Regions from separate parts of the Homo sapiens genome. Here region 2 is linked to region 1. A link is a contact called in ENCODE Hi-C or POLR2A ChIA-PET data. All regions are on one chromosome and are shown on one strand. The core of a region is the stretch at or near the end of the contact, and the rest is flanking DNA. Distances in the headings are between cores, read along the strand shown. Region 1 holds the start of VCF2 (VCP nuclear cofactor family member 2). Region 2 holds the start of USP51 (ubiquitin specific peptidase 51).

Evidence for each region. A loop is a pair of places that touch in the nucleus more often than their neighbours do. ChIA-PET counts read pairs that join two places held with the same protein, here RNA polymerase II (POLR2A). Pooled maps may share reads with other maps.
Region 2: a loop to region 1 is called in a pooled map, with 15 times the contacts of the local background. The contact joins the promoter of USP51 here to the promoter of VCF2 in region 1. A Hi-C loop is called at or near these places in 11 of 50 pooled maps. POLR2A ChIA-PET finds 5 or more read pairs at or near these places in 5 of 52 experiments (CD4-positive, alpha-beta memory T cell, WTC11, activated B cell and 2 more).

What each region holds. Positions count from the first base shown.
Region 1 is chrX:55,159,318-55,162,880 of GRCh38, forward strand. It overlaps VCF2 (VCP nuclear cofactor family member 2), which reads right to left and starts at 1,868. Exons shown (of 3, transcript NM_001166701.4): 1 at 1,820-1,868. The coding sequence starts at 1,839. RefSeq lists enhancers at 1,531-1,830, 1,656-2,156, 2,157-2,657.
Region 2 is chrX:55,487,951-55,491,513 of GRCh38, forward strand. USP51 (ubiquitin specific peptidase 51) reads right to left here and starts at 1,898. Exons shown (of 3, transcript NM_201286.4): 1 at 1,826-1,898; 2 at 1,219-1,415; 3 at 1-1,038. The coding sequence starts at 989. It overlaps LOC101928692 (a long non-coding RNA gene), which reads left to right and starts at 991. Exons shown (of 2, transcript XR_244468.5): 1 at 991-1,096; 2 at 1,915-3,563. RefSeq lists enhancers at 454-1,313, 831-1,270, 1,491-1,590 and silencers at 581-660, 1,981-2,090.

The sequences.
Region 1 (3,563 bases), core at 618-3,117:
TGAGAACTTGTCTGAAAAAATGTCACTATCTGCTATCCCAAGATATAAAAGTCATATAAGTACTCCATTACCAGGCATGAAGATAAAAAAATGTAATACAAGAACTCTAAGTAAAGCCAAGCTGTGCATTTCATTTCTAGAAATAATTTTCATAACCTTAAATGATCCTTGAAAATAAAGAATATGAGGAATTTAATAGCTAAGTTTTCAAAATCTACCTAATTAGTTTCATTGTTTTGACTCCATGAAGTTACAATTCCAGGGTAAGTGATTTTTAACTCCTTCAATAAGATCGTAAGACATGTGTGTCTGCCAGTGTCTACTCTTAAGTTCTTATGCCAGTGGTGTAGCGACACTGAAGAGATATTTCTTGTATGCTGAATGTGGTTAGGCACTTACTGTTGCTATACCAGCTAATATTATGACATAGTTACTCCACTAGATTGTCACCATGAGATTGTGGCTGATTACTTCCTTGAAACATTCTTTTCTCAAAATTGTTTTCAATGATTGGTAAGATTACATCTTCAGTTTCAAGTTCCTTGTCAATAAGTAATCAGATTGCAGCGTTTGACATAGTTTTCACAGCACTCTATTATTAACCAGACATTTGCTTAGAGACTTACTTTTGAGTTTTTGGTACTCCTAAGAATGGCTGAGTTTACTCATTTTTATAATTTCATTACTCTTTAATCAATTCTCATCTCTAGGAGACTGAGTACTAGGAGACTCTAGGAGACTGAGTACTGAGTACAAAATGCCAAATAAAAAATCACGTAGAAAACTGCTCCTATATTACACTCCATTATGAAATGATTGATTATATATAAAGAAAAAATGACCGGGTGTAAATATTATTTTATTTCACAATGTTTATTGAGCATCCACTAAGTGCTAGGCACTCCTCCAGGTGCCAGGATAAAAGAGTGAAACAAACACATGCCACAGCTCTGCCTTCATTAGGGAGCATGGTGATGTTTGTCTTTGATCATGGTATTTTGAGTATTTGAGTATTTTGCGCTCAAGTTTTACTGAAACTTTCAACAGCTTACAATACGTTTGCATTGTTTTTAAAACAGAGTAATACTATGAAAATGATTTTTCAAAGTGTGAAGCTGAGTTTAAAAAGCGGAATGTTCATGAAACAATGTTAATCTCATTTTTTAAAATGCAACTTTACGAATGAAAAACATCTAAGGAAATTTATCACAGAATATGATTAATGGTCACGGCTGGGTGATCGGACTGTGGATAAGATTGGTTTCCTTTATTACGCTTTAACAGTCTAACCAAGTTTTCTACCATGAGATTCAGAGACGTTTGTAATGAAAGAATACATTGATAAAGGTCCATAGAACCCCAGTAACACGTGGAGAAAGATGACAAAACCAATCAGAGAAACAGAAATACCAGTTGCTAGGGTACCTAGCAGCCTCACCGAGGAAATGCCAATTTGAAAAACAGAATGCTATTGTCCACTGACTGAGTTTTCGCGAGGGACCACATCCCCACCTCACCCCCGCCTCCAGGGCTTGTAAGGCACTGACAACCAAAGAACCAGCATGTTCTTTCGGAGAAGGCTTCGCGGGATTTTTTTTCAAGCACGAAGGGCGGGGCACGAGGCAAGCAGGGCCGCGCCACCGGCCAACACTGTCACCTGCAGGTCATGAGAGCCGAGCGCCACCAACCCCGGAAGAAAATACATATCCGCTGCGTTTCCGCCCTGAGCCCCGAGATCTTGGCTGAGAAAGCAAAGCGTGATGACCGTGGGGACCAGAGCTCGGACTGGTACCGGCCGGAAAGGCCCCGACGAACTTACCGTACAGGGCAGCCTCCCATAGTCCTGCCCTCGGAACCATAGCAACCGCGCAGGAAGTTCCTGCGCCGCCGGAAAAACGCAGCCCGGAGGGCGGGGCTGGCCAAGGATTGACGGGCTCTGGGCCTGCGCATCGGAGCCCGGGGAGGTCGGCTCCTGTTTCCTCTGGGTCCGCCGCAGGCTCCCTTCCCTGCAGTTGGGAGCTGACGCCTGAGGGACGATCCGCTGAGGGTCAGGCTCTGCTGCGCGACTGCCCGAGCCGCCCCATGTTCGAGACCTGTGCCAATCCCATGGACATTCTCCTCCCACCCAGCCAGCCTCTGAACACGCTTCTCACGTGGCACACGCCCTGTCCTCGCAGCCCTCACACCGCTGATCCTCCTCGGCGACCTCAGCGCCCCCGGGGCTGACCAGGCCGTGGCCGGCGCCTCTCCGTCCTCGGGGGGGTCTCCTTCCCCCCACTTAAGTCTCTTCTGCCCGCGGTCATGCCCTGGGCCTCAGGAAAGACCGCGCCCCTCCACGATGTCCATTTCTTGCATCCCCCATTCTCATAACGGGCAGCACCCGATCGTGTCCTAACAGCTACCTCTTCCAGTGCCCCAGCATCCACAGCCTTTAGCCTCAAGGAGGCCTCCTCTCCACTAACCACAACCGCGTTCCTCACCATTCACCTTCCTTAGCCAGCTTACCCAAAGCTATTAACTCTCTCCTCCCTACTCTCCTGGCAGTCCCCCCGCCGCCAAGTAGACAAACAATGTACACCCTCCACAAGTGTACCTTCTCTGTCTAGTCTACTTACAAGATCCCTCCACAAGCACCAGCACCCAATTTTCTCATGATATTCACTGATATTCCCTTGAGAAAATAGAAGCAATCAGAGAAGAATTCACACCACTTCCCAACAGCAGTAGACCTGCACTTATAATCTTGGCTGCTTCCCTGGAGGAAGAGACAGGATCCTACTTGAGACCAGGCCCTTCACCTGGATCCTATGCCTTCCACCTTCTTAAGGGATCATCCTTTGCAGTTATGCTTTCTCCTGAATTATCATGTTCCTCTATCTGTATTTATTATCTAAAAAGTTGGCAAAGGGAGTGCTAGAGTTTAGGCTGATCCTGGTTCTTGCTGTTAAGTAGGTGATCTCACAGGGGGCTGCATTCCCTGAGGATGGAAGGGAAGATGTGGAAAGTGGCTGATTCAAGAACTAAAGATCATGCCATAAAGGAAGCCTAACCCAGCTAGGGGCTAGGTGACCCTGCAGCCGAGGCTGTGGAGTAGACAGCCCTGGACAGGGGACTTTTAGACTGCCATGTTTGTCGCTGCATTGTGCAATTTTAACAAGAATCCTGCTAAGTCAGTTTAGTTAGAATTTCCCATCATCAATATCTCAGTTAGGTTCCTCATCCCCCAGGTGATGTCTAGTCACCCTGGCCCACCTTCACCAACAATCCTGTTAGTTCAATTTAGCCACAATACCCCCTTACCCGTGGTGTTTCCTCTTAGTAATTTTCCGTCCATTGCTCCCCACCCTGCTCCTTGGCTATAAATTTCCACTTTTCGTTGTTGTATTTGGAGTGGAACCCAGTTTCTCTCCCTTCACTGCAAAACCCCATAGCAGTGGTCCCTACACCTATCTTGATGGTCCTGAATGAAGTCTGCCTTACCGTTCTTTAACAAATGCCATGAATAATTTTTTTTCCTTAACACCCTTCACTTGGATCCCATGCCCTTCCACATTCTCAAGGAA
Region 2 (3,563 bases), core at 648-3,147, 330 kb after region 1:
TCAAACCCTGATGTCATAAACTGTTGATGAGAAACATCTGTTGAGGTGGAAGTTAATAATCTCAAAATTTTTTCTTTTGTTTCTTTGGCAATCTGTTCTATGTCTTTGTCATATACATAATCCTTACACATGAAGCAATATATGACCCCATGATAAAGGTCTACAGCTAAATGGTGCTGCTTTGTTTCTGCATGTTTGTGAATATGTTTCTCAGTGAAGCAGCCAAAAAAGACACAGGAGAGACAAGAGTGGAGTCTGTTCATATGGGTACTACATACGTGACAGATGCATGACTTTGCTTTACGTTTCCTAGTCTCTGGGGTCCCACTCCAAACGAAACGCTGGTAGATCAACCTCAGGTTCTTCTGCCAGTTCTTACCTACTTTAAAGCTCTCCACATGAGAGCAGCCTGTGGGACCCTGACCAAACTCGACCTCCAGCAACCAGTCCCCTAAGCCGCCAGGATCCCCCGACCCGTCTAGGTCACCAGAGCAGCTTCTCCGTGTCTGAGGCCTGGACCCAGGCCGGGATCTGCGCCGGGATCCACGCCAGGCCCTGGGCCGCGGTGCGGGTGGGGGCGGGGGTGGCGGCGGGGGCGGGGGCCGGGCTGGAGGCGGGGGTGGGGCCGAGAGCCCAGGCTGGCTGCGGGAGCGGGCCCGGGGCTGGGGCCGAGGGCGGGGCTTGCGGCGCGGGCAAACGGGCGAGGAGCTGCTGTGACAGCGAAGGGGGATTGAAGGGAGCACCTTCTCGTCGCCGCCGCTGCTGCTCCACGTCAAGTTCTCCTCCGGCGCGGGCTCACGCTCTTGTAATGGCTCCAGCTTCATCTCCTCGGCTTCACGTCTCGAAGACGCCTTCGTAGCCCCCGCCGCCGCCTCCTCCATTTTCCCCGCCTTCTCAACCGCCTCCTCAGGAGAGGCTCCTCCCCCACCTCCGGAGATCCAGCGGACCCCAGAGCCGGAGGGCAAAGAAGTTTCTCGAACCTGGGCCATCAGATCACTCCCCGACCTGAGGAGCAAGGCGTCTGGAAAACAGCTGCGACTGTAGATGAAAGGAGACAGAGACTTCTGTGAATGATCTGCCCAGCGTCATGGCCGCGGTGCGCAGTTAGCGCCCCCAGGACCCCTCCCATCGGCCCTTGAGCTCAGCCCGCGGCTTCTGTCGGCTCCACCCACTCAACTGAGAGGCCCCTGGAGCTGATGGGGAGACCGAGGCGGTTACCTGCTTCAAAGGCGATCAGATCATGCCAGGGGACTGGGAACAGAAGGCTAGCGAGCGGTGGGGGTGGGGAACGGCCTGAGCTTTAGGACAGAAAGGATGGAAACTTCTTTAAAAAAGGCGCCACCCTCTGACTGCTTTTTTGCGCCCTGCGCAGCCTCGCTTTGGTGCAGCTTCCTCTGACGTTCTTTCCCTGTATCCTAAAAAACACTTGGGTCAACATTTTCTCTCCAAAATGGCTGAAAGGACGCACTTTTGGAAAATGAACTCACAGGAAGAAAGTGTCCCTCTGTTTCTACCTAACCTATACTTCTGTGACCCGGTGTGTTCCACTCTAAGCCGTTGCCCCTCAGCGCACTTTCGGTCCACCCAGCTCTTGCGCCCTCTCACGCTTTTTCGCGCTTGTGCTCTCACACCCCTTTTCTTGCTTCTGCGACTTCAATTCCTATGATTTCTCCTAGAATTCGGATTACTACTCCCTCCCTTCACGCATTTGCCACCTCTATGGCCACCACTATCCTCGCGCGACCCCCGAAGTCTCCGCTCCCTTTTCCCTCTCCTGCCCCCGCAACACCCCCAGCCCGGCAGTTTGTTTAAAGGTCTGGGTTACCTTGGGCCCCAGGCGCGTGATATAGAACGTCAGCAACTGCTGCTGTCCAGGCGCTCCTCAGCCAGCCTTCTCTCCTGACCTCTCCTCAGGGCTGGTCACAAGGGGGCCGCCCCCTGGCCCCTCCCCTCTCGACGTGCGGCCCCCAACCCCGGATTCTGCCCTCCTGCAGTGATGAATGGCACCGCTGTCCCGCGCAGGCAGGCAAACCTCTTCCTGAAACAGACTCTGCTGGAGGCAACAGCAGCAACAGATTCTACAGAAAGCCCCTGAAATGGAGGCTCAGGCCTCACCTAGCTCCAGGCCCGCACTCCACAGAAAAAAAGATTCACCCGGCGTGGGGGTGGGGGCTTCCAGAGATGGCAACCCTCTGGCAGGAATCCCTCAGGATCCTGTCAGAGCCTGGTCTCTGGGAGTTGACGGAGGGAGGGAGGGAGAGAGAGAGAGAGAAAGAGAGAGAGATTATCCCAGAATGTGCAGGGGAGGAAGCATAAGCAAGGGCTCAGGCTCAGAGAGACCTGAGCCCAGGCACATGCTTGCTGTGTGACCTCGGATAAAACACTTAACTTCTCTGAGCCTTAGTTGTGTCAATTTTTAAAGAGAAATTGAAATAATAACCCTAGCCCAATGTGAACACTGAGTCATAGTATATATCAAGTAAAAGACCTTTTTGGCGAGCTTTATCTGTCACACCTCTTTTTTCAGTCCGCTCCTGAAAATCAGCATAGAGAACAACTCCTGATGCAGAGTAGAGGAGAAGAGAATGCCTTTCTCTTTCAAAGCTCTCTCAAAGTTATGGCTCAGTTCACCCGATCATCCATCCTAGGCAGTCCATATACAGGAGCATGTATTCAACAAAGATGCCATAGGTGCATTATAGCGCTAGATTGTGCTGGGAGAAGCACAAGATACAACTGTTTGTGTCCTGAAGTCCATACGCCAGGAGACTTTTCCTTTTCTTTGACAGATCCGGCATCCAAGGCGACAACCCGGAGGAAAGCTATCTCCAGGGCTTGTTGCCCTTCCGGTCCAATCCCAAGAAAATTACGGTTTATTACAGCGGATGTTTAATGCTACATTTAATCTCTCTGAGAAAGTCACACACCTCCCCTCAAAACCTCACGATTAGGATTCAGCTCTCTTAACTTGGCAGTGGCATCTAGTGGATACCTCCGCACAATGGATATCACTGATTTTGTGACTTGGTTTAGATTCGACCATATCTCAGTCACATACTAGCACCCGGAGGGAAAGTGCTTTGGAATTATAGACTGGCTTGTGCAGGAAAACGTGCTTTTTCTCCCCTAGGGAAGGGCATTTTCTCAGCCACAGCTAAGCAAAGAGTTGCTCCACTCTGGGTTAGCAGCCCTAGAAGGAAATGCTGAGTCAGTCATTTGCTAGCTGTGCCACCTGTGGCTTGGATCCCAGCTGCTCTGAGACAGCCCTGCACCCTTTATGCAGGCAGGGAGGCAGGGCACAATTTATAAATACTTCTGTCTTCTGAGCCTTCGCTTTCTCCTGTGCAAAATCAGAATCATGAGAATGCCAGCCCTACCTAGATTGGTTTATTCAGCAGATATGTAAAGAGCACCTACTGCTGCACTGGGCACTATGAATATACAGCCAAACAAAACTGGGCACAAAAGCAAGTAAGCCAGAGTCCCTGCCTGAGGTCCACATCGGGAAATGCATAGGAATGTGCTGTGAAGATTAATGTTAGTTAATAAAGGCCTAAAAACCA